Linked DNA regions of Homo sapiens: region 2 is linked to region 1. A link is a loop called in an ENCODE intact Hi-C map of the cell type or tissue named here. Cell type or tissue: Caco-2. All regions are shown on one strand.

Region 1 (8,000 bases):
GTTTGGCTGGATGGTCAGGGACTTGGAAGAAGCATGATCAGAAAATTGGTGACAAAGAAATTTGGGGAAGAGGCATGTGATGGACCTCTCTGAGTGGTTAAAAACTGTGAAGCTATTTGTATCCCATGTGAGTGCTCACCAACGAGTGACCTCAGCAGAGGTGGACACCACTCAGCCTCTTTCCCCAGCCACCCCTGTCATTGCCCAATGGGCCCATGAACAAAGTGGCTATTGTGGCAGGGATGGAGGTTATGCATGGACTCAGCAACATGGACTCCCACTCACTAAGGCTGACCTGGCTACAGCCACTACTAAGTGCCCAATTTGCCATCAGCAGACACCAACACTGAGCCCTCAATATGGCACCATTCCTTGGGATGATCATTCAGCTACTTGGTGGCAGGTTGATTGTACTGGACCTCTTCTATTACAGAAAGGGCAGAGGTTTGTCCTCACTGGAATAGATGCTTACTCCAGATATGGACAGATATGGGTTTGCCTATCCTGCATACAATGCTTCTTCCAAGACTACCATCCGTGGACTCACGGAATGCCTTAACAAACATCATGATATTCCAACAGCATTGCCTCTGACCAAGGCACTCACTTTATGGCTAAAGAGGTGCAGCAGTGGGCTCATGCTTATGGAATTCACTGGTCTTAGCATGTTCCCCATCATCCTGAAGCAGCTGGATTGATAGAATGGTGGAATGGCCATTTGAAGTCACAATTACAATGCCAACTAGGTGACAATACTTTGCAGGCCTGGGGCAAAGTTTTCCAGAAGGCCATGTATGCTCTGAGTCAGCGTCCAATATATGGTATTATTTCTCCCATAGCCAGGATTCACACATCCAGGAATCAAGGGGTGGAAGTGGAAGTAGCACCACTCACCATCACCCCTAGTGATCCATTAGCAAAATTTTTCTTTCCTGACCCAGTGACATTATGTTCTGTTCGCCTAGAGGTCTTAGTTCCAGAGGGAGGAATGGTGCCACCAGGAGACACAACAACGATTCCATTAAGCTGGAAGTTAAGATTGCCACCTGGACACTTTGGGCTACTCCTACTTTTAAGTCAACAGGCTAAGAAGAAAGTTACAGTGTTGGCTGGGGTGATTGACCTAGACAATCAAGATGAAATCAGTCTACTATTACACAATGGAGGTAAGGAAGAGTATGCATGGAATATAGAGATCCATTAGGGTGTCTCATAGTATTACTATGCCCTGTGATTAAGGTCAATGGGAAACTACAACAGCCCAATCCAGGCAGGACTACAAATGATCCAGACCCTTCAGGAATTAAAGTTTGGGTCACTCCACCAGGAAAAAAAACAAAAACAAAAACAAACATGAGCTGCTGAGGTGCTTGCTGAAGGCAAAGGGAATACAGAATGAGTAGTAGAAGAAGGTAGTCATCAATACCAGCTATGACCACATGACCAGCTGCAGAAACAAGGACTGTAATTGTCATGAGTATTTTCTCCTTTTTTTGTTAAAAGCATGTTTATGCATGTATACACTTGTACTAAGAAAATATCTTCATTTTATTTCCTTTTTTTTTTTTTTTTTGAGACTGAGTCTCACTCTGTTGCCCAGGCTGGAATGCAGTAGCATGATCTCAGCTCACTGCAACCCCCGCCTCCCAGGTTCAACCGATTCTCATGCCTCAGCCTCCTGAATAGCTGGGATTACAGATGTGCACCACCACCCCCAGCTAATGTTTGTATTTTTAGTAGAGATGGGGTTTCACTATGTTGGCCCAGCTGTCTCAAACTCCCGACCTCAGGTGATCCACCCACCTCAGTCTCCCAAGTGCTAGGATTACAGGTATGAGGCACCTTCCCCTACCTCCTTTTTCCTTTATCATGTGACATAAGATTTATTGACTTCATATCAGCATTTAAGCATGGCTAACTTTATGTAATAGCATTTGGGCTGGGGATTGGTGCATTTCTGGTCGTACGAAGGATAGTTGTATCATGTTAGGCATAATTCTGACCTTATTACTGTCTTTATTTGAAGATTGTGTATGATCTCAGGAGATGTGTATGGGTTCAAGTTGACAAAGGGTGGACTTGCGATGGTTAATACTGAGTGTCAACTTGATTGGATTCAAGGATACAAAGTATTGGGTGTGTCTGTGAGCGTTTTGCCAAAAGAGATTAACATTTGAGTCAGTGACCTGGGAAGGGCAGAGCCACCCTTAATCTGGGTGGGCACCATCTAATCAGCTGCCACTGCGGCCAGGATATAAAGCAGGCAGAAAAACATGAAAAGATCAGACTGGCTTAGCCTCTCAGCTTATATCTTCCTCCCATGCTGGATGCTTCCTGCCCTCGAACATCGAACTTCAAGTTCTTCAGCTTTGGGACTCTGACTGGCTTCCTTGCTCCTTAGCTTACAGACAGCCTATTGCAGGACCTTGTGAACATGTGAGTTTAATACTCCTTAATAAACTCCCCTTTATGTGTGTGTGTATATATATATTCTATTAGTTCTGTCCCTCTAGAGAACCCTGACTAATACAGATGGGCTTACTGGGACATAACCCCATTGTAAGTCAAGGGGCATCTGTATCTAACATAGCAAGGAAAAGGGAGCAGGAAGAAAAAGCTTCTATGGGAAGAACAAATGGGTTTCTTTAGAAAGGACAAAAGGGTTTATAGGAGAACAAACGGGAAATAGAAAAGTTTGTGATTGTTTATGCAGAAGTGAGTGGTCTTTCCATTTTCTTCACGCCCATGGAACTCCCCCAGAGTGGGGATTTTTGGTAGGTTTCCTCTTGGTCTCTATCCTGGGAATAGGCCCACCCATGAAGAAGGAATTTCTGGCAGCTTTGTTTCCCAGAAGTTGCTGCTTTTAGTCAGATAAGGGAAGTTCCAAAAGGGCTTCTTTCTGCATCTGTTGACTCTCAAATGTCTTCATATAATCTTAGTAATAAATTAAAATAATCTTCATATCAATTCTGGGGTTCTGAGTAGTCCCCACCATGTTTAAGCTGAGACCTGAAAGTTAAGCAGGAGGAAGCCAGGCAGAAATGTCTCCAAGCAAAGGTTGTACCTCCCCACTCAGGGCTGGCTGAGGCATTGAGTACCTGGATGGGAAGTGGAGTTTAAGATACATCCCAATCAGCTGGGCGCAGTGGCTCCCACCTGTAATCCCAGCACTTTGTGAGGCTGAGGTGGGCGGATCACCTGAGGTCAGGAGTTGGAGACCAGCCTGACCAACATGGAGAAATCCCGTCTCTACTAAAAATATAAAATTAGCCAGGCATGGTGGTGCATGCCTGCAATCCCAGCTACTCGGGAGGCTGAGGCAGGAGAATCACTTGAACCTGGGAGGTGGAGGTTGCAGTGAGCCAAGATCGCGCCATTGCACTCCAGCCTGGGCGACAAGAGCAAAACTCGGTCTAAAAAAAAAAAAAGATACATTCCAATCCTAAAACTCTGGATTTCCTTGAGACAGAAAGAAGGAGATGAAAATTAAAATTGGGGCTCAACATTAGGCTTGGAGTCAGAATGTCTGAGTTAGACCTGACTGCCCATCAACTGTGTGGTCCCAGACAGGTCATTTAATGTCTCTGAGCCCCAATTTCTCATGTGCAAAATGGGAGTGACGCACCAACCTCAAAGCACCGTGGTGAGGTCGGATGAGCCAGTCTAAGAGAGCAAAGAGCGGGCATTCAGCAAGTTTAAGTGGAATCTGAAGTCTGGCTTTAGCTCATCTCTTGGTATCAAGTGCCCAAGTCATGGGCCTGGGGTCCAATGACATGGAGTGGTCTGGCTCCAGTCTGAAAGTGCCAGTCTCTCTCCAGCCAGTCCCGGGTAGCCAGGTGGAGCCTGGACAGAGAGAGGGAGGATGAGCCTGCAGATTGCAGAAGCAGCCCTGAAGACCAGGCTTTGAGCAGGATAGAGGCAAAATACTAGCCTTTCGGCCAAAGGGCTCAAGGGCCACGGTGAGAAAGAGCAGGCCAGCCCCGGGAGTGGGTGGGCAAGGAGCGTCCGGTCCGAGAGCGCCCAGGGCGTTTGGAGGCTCGAGGGGCAGACAAGTGCTCCACAGAGCACTTCTTAGGCAGGGAGGAACCGGCCCCTGCGCGGTATTTGGTATGCGGCGCCCTCTGCTGGTGAATATCTGAACTGCATGCACCTGTCAGAACCCGGGAAAATTCATTCCTTCTTCACAGGAAGCACTCAAGACAGTCACAGGCCGCCCGGGCTCTAAAGCTGAGTTTAGTTTTGGTGGCAGATTACCAAGCCTCAGGTCATTTTACCTAAACGCTTCATTTGAAAAAAAACTTTTAACAAACTTGCCTGCCGGGCACTGTTTTAGGTACATTACAAATGCCACCCAGCTTTTTATTCAAAGTTATGTGAGCAGGGTCTATTAGCATATCCGTTTTACAGATGAGGACACTGGTGCCAGGGCTTACACGCTGACATGTAAGCATGCATGTAAGCTGACATGCGGCAACCGGGGGGCACCCAGGAAGCCCGGCCACAGGGTGCCTGCACTTCACCATTCCAGTACCTGCCCCCCTTTTTTTTCTTTTTGATATAACAGCTTAATTGAGATATAATTCACATACCATACAATTCACCCACTTAAAACTCACAACTCAGCGGTTTTTAGTGTGGTCACAGGTGTCTGCAACCATCACCAGAGTACGTTTTAGAGCATTTTAATACCCCCTCCAAAAAGCCCCTTACCCATTTGCACTCACTTCCCGCCCCCTCCTTCCTACCCCCAGAAAACCACTAATCAATCTTTCTTTTTTCTTTTTTTCTTTCTTTCTTTTTCTTTCTTCTTTCTTTTTCTTTTCTTTCTTTCTTCCTTCTTTCCCTCCCTCCTTTCCTCCTACCTCCCTCCACTCTCTCTCTCTTTCTTTCCTTCCTTCCTTCCTGCCTGCCTGCCTTCCTTCCTTCCTTCTTTCTTTCTCAAAGTCTCTCTCTGTTGCCCAGGCTGGAGTGCAATGGTGCAATTATGGCTCACTGCAGCTTTGACCCCCGAGCTCAAGTGCTGCTCTCACCTCAGCCTCCGAAGTAGCTGTGTCCACAGGCATGTGCCAGAACACCCAGCTAATTTTTGTGTTTTGTAGAGATGAGATTTCACCATGTTTCCTAGGCTGGTCTCAAACTTTTGGGCTCAAGGGATTTGCCTGTCTTGGCCTCGCAGAGTGCTCGGATTAAAGGCATGAGCTACCTACCATGTCTGGCCCACCAACCTACTTTCTGTTCCCTATGACTTCACTTAATCTGAACGTTTCGTATGAATGAGAGCAAATAATATGTGCTGTTTTGTGACTGACTTCTTTCATGTAATGCAATATTTTCAGGGCTCATTCATGTTATGTAGGCATCATACGTCACTCCTTTCATGTCTGAATAATATTCCTATGTATGGATATACCACATTGTGTTTCACATTCCTCAACTGATGGACAGTTGGGTTGTTTGCACTCTTTTGCAATTATGAATAATGCTGCTATAAAATTTCATATACAAGTTTTGGGGAGACATATGTTTTCAGTTTTCCCAGGTATATATGTAGGAGTGGAAATTCTGGCTCGTATGGTAACTATGTTTAACCTTTTGAGAAACTCCTAGACTGTTCTCCTCATTATTCTTTTTAAAGGTAAGAACACTGAGTAAGGCCCCCAGATTCTCTTCCTACCTTCCCCCACCACCTCCACCCCCCAGGCAGTCAGGGGAGGGAGAAGCTTCCTGCTTACTGTGGGTGGTTTCTGTCGAATCTGCTTTCTATGTCCTGAGGTCTCACTGAAGCTTATGAAAGTCAAAAGCAGGCCAGGCACGGTGGCTCATGCCTGTAATCCCAGCACTTTGGGAGGCTGAAGTGGGTGGATCACGAGGTCAGGAGATCAAGACCATCCTGGCTAACATGGTGAAACCCGTCTCTACTAAAAATACAAAAAATTAGTTGGGCGTGGCGGCATGTGCCTGTAGTCCCAGCTACTTGGGAGGCTGAGGCAGGAGAATTGCTTGAACTTGAGAGACAGAGGTTGCAGTGAGCTGAGATCATGCCACTGCACTCCAGCCTGGGTAACAGAGCAAGACTCTGTCTTGAAGAAGAAGAAGGAGGAGGAGGAGGAGGAGAAGGAGGAGGAGGAGGAGGAGAAGGAGAAGAAGAGGAATAAGAAGAAGAAAAGAAGAAGAAGAAAAGAAAAGAAGAAGAAGAAAAGAAGAAGAAAAGAAGAAGAAAAGAAGAAGAAAGAAGAAGAAGAAAAGAAGAAGAAGAAAAGAAGAAAGAAGAAGAAGAAGAAAGAAGAAGAAAGAAGAAGAAAGAAAGAAAGAAGAAAGAAGCTCCCTGTCCTCTGCTTGGTGCCAACCTCCCCATCCCTTCCTGCAGCAATGAATCCAGGACAGCCCAGCTGAATGGGGGAGATGGCAAAGAGTAAAAGAATATGCTGGAGAAACAGCATTGGTGAGTATTTAGAGGTGATTATCCCACCATGCCACCTAATGGGGGAACAACATGAACAAAGAGCAAAGGCAGGCTGGGCACGGTGGCTCACGCCTGTAATCCCAGCAGTTTGGGAGGCCCAGGCAGGCCAATCACTTGAGGTCAGGAGTTTCAGATCAGCCTGGGCAACATGGTGGTATCCCGTCTCTACTAAAAATACAAAAATTAGCCGGGTGTGGTGGCAGATGCCTGTAATCCCAACTACTTAGGAGGCTGAGGCAGGAGAATCGCTTGAACCCAAGAGGCGGAGGTTGCAGTGAGCAGAGATCAAGGCATTCCACTCCAGCCTGGGCCAGAGTGAGACTCCATCTCAGAAGGAAAAAAAAAAAAAAAAGGAACAAAGGCAGGAGTGGAGCTGGAGAGGGTATAGGGGAAATCCAAGGGGCCAAGAGCAGAGAGGAGAGGTGATGAAATAAAAAAATGTGGAGACCAAGGGTGACTGCCTTAGACGCTGCTCTTGGAGGCTGCTTGTGGTCTCCAAGATGCTTGGATAGCTCACCCATGAGTTTTTTTTAAAGTTGAGCACCAAGTCTCATTTGCGTATGCATGTATTTATTATCTATATGTGTAAACAAATCCCCATATGTGTATTTATATACAGACGCCACCATAGAGGTCTTTCCACTTGGATATGCACTTCACTAGGGTCTGGGGATCTATTTCTTGTTCCTCAGTTGTCCCTGTGTTCTCTTTCCTAAAATTTGATCTGAGGACTAAGCTCTGATTTTTTTATCTTGCCCAAATTCCTACCTAAGGGGTCTAGGGAGTCATGCCCTACACCCCATAAATTCTTATCAAATGTGTTTTATTTGACCCTATACATCATGACTTACTTTCCAGTCTGACTTTGGAATAACATTATGAGACAAGGAAAAAATATTTAACCCCAAAATTATATTTCCTTGCCATACCTTGAAATTGCCCTGCAAAGTCTCTTGTGGGAAAAAATTCACATTCTATAGAGAATCCTTTTCCCCTTTGTTTACCTTCCTTTCTTTCCAGATCTAAGAGATAATCAACTAAGATCCAGGCACTCTTTTAGGGCTATTAAGAAACATTTTATAACCTACTTTCTCTCTGAAGCCTGCTATCTGAGATTCCTTTGCACAAACTTGGTCTCCACATCCTTCAGGTTAACCTGAACATTCCTTTCTATTGATCCCAGGTCTTCAGATAAACTCAACCAATTGTCAACCAGAAAATGTTTAAATTTACCTATAGCCTGGAAGCCCCTGCTTTGAGTTGTCCTGCCTTCCTGAACCAAACCAATGTATTTCTTAAATGTATTTGATTGATGACTCATGCCTTCCTAAAATATGTAAAACCAAGCTTTACTCCGACCACCTTGAGCTCATGTTCTCAGAATCTCCTGAGGGCTATGTCATTGGTCATGGTCACTCATATTTGGCTCAGAATAAACCTCTTCAAAGATTTTAGAGAGTTTGACTCTTTTCATCGACAGTAATCTGGCGCCCAACATGGGGCCTCTGAGAAGACTCAGGACCCTGAAGGAGTTGCC
Region 2 (8,000 bases), 120 kb before region 1:
GAGGTGTGCTACTACAGCTTTAATGTGCGTGCAGATTACCAGCAAGACCGCATAAAAATGCACCTGAGCCGGTGCGGTGGCTCATGCCTGTAATCCCAGCACTTTGGGAGGCCAAGACGGGTGGATGACTTGAGGTCAGAAGTTCGAGACCAGCCTTGCCAACATGGTAAAACCCCGTCTCTACTAAAAATACAAAAATTAGCAAGACGTGGTGGCAGGCACCTGTAATCCCAGCTACTCGGGAGGCAGAAGTTGCAGTGAGTCGACATCATGCCACAGCACTCCAGCCTGGGCGACGGAGTGAGTCTTCGTCTCAAAAAAGAAAAAAAAAAAAAGCATCTGATTCAGGAGCTCTGGAATGGGACCCAGGATTTTGCATTCCAGGTGATGCCACTACTGCTAGTCTGGAGCCACACTTTGAGTAGCAAGGACATAAGGAGTCTCATAGTGCCTCCTGAGCTAAGTGTCTGTGGATTCAGGGCATGTCTTTCTAAAGTGGCATGTCTTTGAGAACCACATACTATTGAATCTTCTGGGGTACTTACCAGATATGCATATCCCTGGCCAAGTGCGGTGGCTCACACCTGTAATCCCAGCACTTTGGGAGGCCGAGGCGGGCAGATCACCTGAGGTCAGGAGTTTGAGACCAGCCTGGCCAACATGGTGAAACCCCGTCTCTACTAAAAATACAAAAATTAGCTGGACATGGTGGCAGGTGCCTGTAATCCCAGCTACTCAGGAAGCTGAGGCAGGAGAATTGCTTGAACTCGGGAGGCAGAGTTTGCAGTGAGCTGAGATGGCGCCATTGCACTCCAGCCTGGACAACAAGAGCAGGACTTTTGTCTCAAAAAAAAAAAAAAAATCCCTGAATCTCTGAGTCTCACTCTGAACCCCCTGATCAGGAACTCCCTGCATTAGCCTATTAATACTTAATTCCCTGAATGTTGCCTTAAAGCCACTAAGTTGAGAACTCCAACTTCATTTCTAGACATCTCCAGATCTTGCGGATCTTTGCAAAACAAAGCTCTAGTTCTCCGTCCAAATCTCAGATTCTGTGCAAGTCAAGAAACTGCTCTGGGGTGTCAGATAGAGGATGGAGAGTTGGCCACCCACTGAGGTTCTGGAAATTTTCTATTTCTTGACTGGGTATTAGTTACAAAGATGCTCAAGCCACTTATACATTTATTCACTTTTTTCCCCGAATGTGTTACATTTCACACATACACAGAGAAGAGGACCTCTCCTTATTGGCTCTAGGAGATGTGGTTGATTAGCTCAGGGAAAGAATGAGGGGAATTGTTAGTTGTTACTCAAGCCCAATTATTTCCCAGCTGTGCCCTTTTTCTGTGAATTTCATTGATTCTAGTCTGGCAGTGGGAGAGGACAGTATGGAAGACAGTGAAATGTTCGCTTTTGTTGTCCTGAGACCAAGCAGAAAGATGTTGACCTGCACTTCTTTGGAGAAGGTTATTTGGGGCATCTGGAGAAGGGTCTGAGCCCTTTCGTCTCTAGATGCAGAATGTCCCTCTCTGTGACAACACTGCCCCAGATGGCTTGGCCACAACAATAAAGCCACTTTCCCTCTGTGCAGGCAGTTGCTTACTATAGAGTATTACAGCTAAACCTTCTCTTGTGACTGTTTTTTACCTAAATAAATAAGGTGACTGATTTCTTCAGGTGAATCAACTTCTCTAGTAATATTCTGGCCCCACCTCTTCCACGCATCCCTCACAGGTGGGTCACTGGGCCACACTCCAGGCTCTTAAGAGAGAATCCACTCCTCCCGGGGAGTCTAAGGATCCTAGGCTAGTCGTTCAGCAGAAAATCAACCTTGGGGCTGGCCCCACCCTGACCTTATATCCCAATTCTGGGAGCTGGGACGTCTTCTCTTAGATCAAGGCTCTGCCTTAGCACCATGTCTGGTCCCTGTGTCTTTGCCTGGAATTCAGCCAAACATCCTGCTCTGCTCGTTCTCCTTGGCCCTTCTTACCTTTTTCTCACATTCCTGCACCGTCCTGCGTATCTCTAGCGATGCCATTTACATTGTGTTCCGTGGGTAAGGCGGTGCTGCTGACATGCAGGGACTCCCACCCACCAAGGGAAGCTTTTAAAAAGTTTTTTTAAATGAAGCAGATCATTTCACTCACTTGACTCATCATCTATTCTTGCTCTGCTGGTTCATGTGTGAACACAAACATCAAAAAGAACTGGATGAGCAATACAGTTGATTCATGCCGGCCAGTAGAGCATCTCTAGAGTGTCTGAGAAGAGCCATTCAGTTCTTCCGTGGCTCAACTAAAAACAATGCAAATCATCAATCTTGTAGTCGTCACTGCAAATATTATTGGTAGAAAAAACACAAAAGGAAATATAATAGTTAAAATTGCAAGTGATAAAAAAATTGTTGCAAATGAGAAACTACAGAAAGTAAACATGGTAAAGTTGAAAAGTACAACAACTGAACTGCAAAAAATTAAATGTGATAGAAAACTCAAATGAAGTAAAAGCAACAGAAGGAAAAATGCACATGGTAAAATTGCTTTTTTTAATCAATAGAAGGATCACATCTTGGCAAATCTGGATATGCAGAATTTGACTCAGGAAAATTGATCTTGGTGGAAATGTGATCATCCAAGGAAACTCAGATTGTCAAAAACCATGAGGGACAGCATTCATATAGACAAAAAGTAATTGATGAACCAAATATTTTTGGTAAAATTTATTGTATAAAAAAAGTCTGTTGAAAAGATTTTTTTTTTTTTTTTTTGAGACAGGGTCTTGCTCTGTCGCCCAGGGTGGAGGGCAGTGGTGTCATCACAGCTCATTGCAGCTTCATCGTTTTGGGCTCAAGCAATCCTTTCACCCCAACCTCCTGAGTAGCTGGGACCACAGATGTGTGCCACCATGCCCTGCTAATTTTTTATATTTTTTGTAGAGACAGGGTTTTGCCATATTGCCCAGGCGAGGCTTGTCTTTAACTCCTGAGCTCAAGCAATCTTCTCTCCCCAGCCTCCTAAAGTGCTAGGATTACAGGCATGAGCCATTGCACCTGGTTGAAAAGTTTTTTTTTTAAATGGAAAAACATGGTACTGGTTTACCTGCATGGAAAAATTGTTGAAAGAATTAAAGTAGCTTGTAATGGAATTCACTGAGGAAAAGACGGTCTCAATAAAATTTCTTCAGTGGTAAAATTCGGACGAAAATATATATTCATAAAGACAAAACAAAAATGTTTTTAAGTTTAAAGCACCAATTGAATCAAATAGAGTGTCTGAAAATGGTGGGGTACAAATGAAACCTGATGACTGAATCAATGCACCATCTTCAATTGGATCCTGGAGCAGAAAAAGGACGTTGATGAAAAATAGGTGAAATCCAAATGAAATCTGGAGTTTAGTGGGTAGTAACGTACTAATGGTGGTGTTTTGAGTTTTGACCCATGTGCCATGGTAATGTAAGATCTTAATATTAGAAGAAACTGAGAGAGGCCGGGCACGGTGGCTCATGCCTGTAATCCCAGCACTTTGGGAGGCCAAGCTGGGAGGATCATCTGAGGTCAGGCATTCCAGACCAGCCTGAACAACATGGTGAAACCCTGTCTCTACTAAAAGTACAAAAATTAGCCGAGCATGGTGGCATGTGCCTGTAGTCCCAGCTACTTGGGAGGCTGAGGCAGGAGAATCTCTTGAACCCAGGAGGTGGAGGTTGCAGTGAGCCAAGATTGCGCCACTGAACTCCAGCCTGGAGGACAGAGTGAGACTCTGTCTCAAAAGAAGAAGAAGAAAAAAAAAGAATGAAAGAAAAAGAAACCTAGAGGGATGTACAAGAACTTTCTGTACTATCTTTGCAACTTTTCTCTAAGTCTAAAATTATTCCCTTAAGTATGGTGGGGTCAAAATGCCCTAGACCAAAGAAAAAGCAAACTCAAATTTTCGTTGCAGCTCTTCCTTGAGTACCTTGGCTCACTTCCCAGTGGATCCCCTTAGCTGTGCCAATTTATTTCCAATTTCTATCTAGAGCATCATAGTTGTTGCTGCCCTTCGTGGACTTGTGTGTACTTCAAGCCATCTGCCCCTCCCCACGTATCTATACTCAGGCTCCAGACAGCTTCCTGTTGTTTCTCTCTGCACCCAGACCCCCTTGGACTTCTCTGGGTGTAGACCAGGGCGCTCAAACTTGGCTGCACATTGGAATCACCTGAGGAGCTTTAACAACTACTGACATCTCGTTGACACCCGCAGAGATTCTGATTTAAGTGGTCTGGGGCATGACCTCGGCTTTGGGATTTTAAAACCTCTGCAGGTGATTCTAAGGGGCAGCCAAGTTTGAGAAAATGGTGTCAACCTAACTAGAAATTCCTTCGTTCCTGGGAAAGCCCGGTTAAGCCTGGCCTTAATTACAGCAGACCTTCCCCATTCTCAGGACCACGGAGGTCACCTGCGTTCTAAGGTAGATGCTTGCACATGTATATTGCTCCCAATCTTTTTTCATGTATGTTAATTACAGCCTCTGGGCAGGGATTTTGTTCCATGCTTCTTTGTGTCTCCACCACCAGGAGGTGTACGCTCCTGATTCTCCGGGTGTTCCTGTGCATCATCCTTGAGAGTGAGACCTAGGTTGTTGGTTTCTCTCCTGGAAAGAGATGGCAGTGGCTGTCCTGAGGCATTTCATTGCTAGTTGAGCATTGCCAGTGCTCACCAGGTAGCAGCCTCGCAGTGTGGGTTTCCCCTTCTGCTAGGTGGCCCCTCTTTCTGCATGCAGGTGCAGGTTCACCTCACTTTCTTTGCAGAGCAGAGACTTTGGAGTGCCCTCCAACTGCGGCCTGGGCAAAACCAGCTCTCTTGTTTGCATTTAAATCCAAAGTCCGATCCAAATCACTTCTACCAACCCAATGCAGATTCTGGCAACCAGGAGGAATTGCACCTTCAAAATTTTGGGACTGGGACCTGGTCTCATTTCAGCTCCTGATTGTAAATGGTCCCAAACACAGAGAGGACTTTTGGGGTTTCGTTGTTTTGGGGTTTTGTTGGTTGGTTTGTTTATAACAGCAGTAGTTGGACCCTACCCCAGAGCGACTGAGTGTGAATCTCTGAAGGGTAATTACTGGGGATCTGAGTGGTAAACGTTCCTCACATGATTCTGGAAGAGCCAGCCCGCTCCTGCTGGTCACTGGGCTCCACTGGGAACTGCATCACCACAAAGCACCAAGGGCCCTAATTCAGAACCGGGGGATCCCCAAGAAAAATCTCCTGTGAAACTTACAAAGAAGTCCTGCCCAAGCCTCATCCTGGAGAGTTGGAGTCAGAAGGTTCCAGGTGGTGCTGAACATCTTCTTGTGTTTTATAAACTCCACATTCAATTCAGATGTCTGACCCAGGGGCCCTTTCTGTAAAGGGCCAGCCAGCAAATATTTCAGGCTTGCCGACTATATGGTCTCTGTTGCAACTGCTCAACTTTGCGACTGTAGCCTGAAAGCAGCCATGAGTTTACATAAATGAACATGGATGGGTGGGTTCCAATAACGTGTTATTAAAAAAAAGAAAAAAAACAGGCAACAGGCCGATCTAGGTTGTGGGCCATGGTTTGTCCACCCTGAAAAACCACCTGGGGAGCTATAATGTGTTCTTTTATGCCCAGGCAATTAAATCAGAATCTCTGTGGGTGGTGCCCAGGCATTGGTATTTATTAAAAGCTCTTCAGGTGATTTTCAATCAGCCAGGATTAAGAACCACTGCTGTAATGCATGGTCATTGCACTACTCATTCTAAGGAGCAGCTCTTGCTCTGATACAGTGTTTAAACTGCTCCAGAAGGTTCTGTGTTTCTTTGTGTGTTTGTTTGCTTGCTTTGTTTTCATTAAATGGAATGATTCCAAGCATATTTTTCTATGCCTGCCTGCCAAAAAAAATTTTATTGAGATATGACCCATATACTGTCAAGGATATAAATCTTAAGTATACAACTTGATGAATTTTTACATTTTTGTTTGCACTCTTCTTCACATATATCGTAGCCACATAACCACACAGATAGAAACATAAGAACACTCAAAGGAGTCCTTTTTTCCCTTCCCAGGCAATAGTCTCCTGAAGATGTTTGAAGCCTGCCTTTAAATCTGTCTTCTGTCTGAATGGATGTCACTAAGTCACCAAGTATTTGGCAATTTGCTCATAAATATTCTCGGCATTATGGGGGCAAAAACAAGCATGGCTGTGGTTGAGATTTTCTATTGCACAGTTTAGTTATAAACTATCGCACAGTTATAGCAATTTTCAGTTGCTATGGCAGACCGCATCCCTGAAAAGGAAGTTCCGTGTGCCCTGTTGGCTCATGTATATCAGGGGACAATGAGGGCTGTCAAGCAGCAAGCAGCCTGTAAGCAGCAGGCCCCGGCTAGGTCAGCTCATCAAACCTCCATGGATGCTTTGGGAAAGGAGACAAGCCCAAGTGGATTTAGACCGCTCATTACAACATAGCAGGCAGCGTGAGCTTCGGGTTTGCAAAGGTTCCCCTTGCCCCACAATTCCCAGGGGGTCATGCACAGCAGGCAAGGTGAATGCAGCATACCCCACGGGTCTGTGTCACAACTGCTCAGGAAATCCCCAGTCTTACAAGGGGTTGCAAGCAAATGCGCTCATCTTTTCTCCTACTGGGAGATATTACCCTTATTTTTTTAATTGAGGTGAAATGTGCATACATAAATTAACCACGTCAAAATACAGTAATTCCTCCCTTATATTTAGAGAATCTATTTCAAGACCCCAGGTGGATGGTTCAAGCCTCAGATACTACTGAACCCTATATGATACTGTGTTTCCTGCACATACGTATCTATAATAACATTTAATTTATAAGGCACAGTAAGAGATTAACAACAATAACTAAGAATAAAATATAACAATTATAACAATAGCCAGCATCACTACTGTCATGCTTCTGAGCCATTGTTAAGAAAAAGAAGGGTGACTTGATACAAGCACTGCAGCAGTGGATCTGATAGCCTAGATGGTTACTCATTGACTCAGGGGCAGCAGTGTATACAGCTGGACAAAGGGATGAACATGTCTGAAGTGAGACAGAGTGGGACAGTGAGAGGTCTCATCATGCTCCTTAGAACGGCACTCAATTTAAAACTTAGGAATTGGGCTGGGTGCAGTGGCTCACACCTGTAATCCCAGCACTTTGGGAGGCTGAGGAAGGTGGATCACCTGAGGTCAGGAGTTTGAGACCAGCCTGGCCAACGTGATGAAACCCCGTCTCTACTCAAAATACAAAAATTAGCCAGGCGTGGTGGCGCGCGCCTGTAGTCCCAGCTACTCGGGAGACCGAGGCAAGAGAATCACTTGAACCCAGGAGGTGGAGGCTGCAGTGAACCAAGATTGCACCATTGCACTCCAGCCTGGGCGAGACAGAGCGAGACTCTGTCTCAAAAAAAAAATTAGGAATTGTTTATTTCTGGAATTTTTCATTTAATATTTTGGACCATAGTTGACCACAGGTAACTGAAACCTCAGAAAGCAAAACCTTACGTAAGGGGGGACCACTTGTATACAATGAAGTGGTACTTAGTACATTCACAGTGTTGTGCACCCATTACCTCTATCTAGTTCCAAAGCATTTTTATTGCCCCCAGTGAAAACCTCATACCACTTGAATGGTTACTCCTCATTTACTCTTCCCTTCCGCCCCTGGCAACTACCAACTTGTTTTCTGTCTGTATAGATTTATCTATCCTAGACAGTTCTCATTAAATGGAATCCTTCAGTATGTGACTTTTGTGTCTGGCTCTGTTTCTTACCCACACAACAGGTGAGTTCGATTGCTTGGCCAGTGACAGCTCAATGACTACAACCAAGGAGGACTTAACAAAGAGATTTTATTACTTGCAGCAAGTAAGAAGAACATTGGGATAGTTCCCAAAGCAGTGCCTCCCCAAATAATAGTGAAAACAGGGCTTTTATTGGGCTGGTAGCTGAGTCATTGTACGTAAAGGTAGAGTAA

What was found. Hi-C counts contacts between places; a loop is a spot of excess contacts. Peaks named below come from ENCODE experiments on the same cell type or tissue, not always from the same donor. Only the 100,000 strongest peaks of a DNase experiment are listed, where the experiment ranks them.
Region 2: a loop joins it to region 1, with 17 times the contacts of the local background. A loop is called at or near these places in 10 of 110 quality-filtered maps.

Annotation. Positions count from the first base shown.
Region 1 is chr14:90,231,408-90,239,407 of GRCh38, forward strand. No RefSeq gene overlaps it. Among named protein-coding and RNA genes, the nearest start is that of PSMC1, 21 kb to the right of the region's middle. In Caco-2, a CTCF peak has its summit at 4,140 (motif pointing left); a DNase peak (open chromatin) is centred at 4,044.
Region 2 is chr14:90,110,165-90,118,164 of GRCh38, forward strand. All of the region lies in intron 1 of KCNK13 (potassium two pore domain channel subfamily K member 13), which reads left to right. Among named protein-coding and RNA genes, the nearest start is that of KCNK13, 52 kb to the left of the region's middle. In Caco-2, no CTCF peak of the experiment used is centred here; a DNase peak (open chromatin) is centred at 4,577.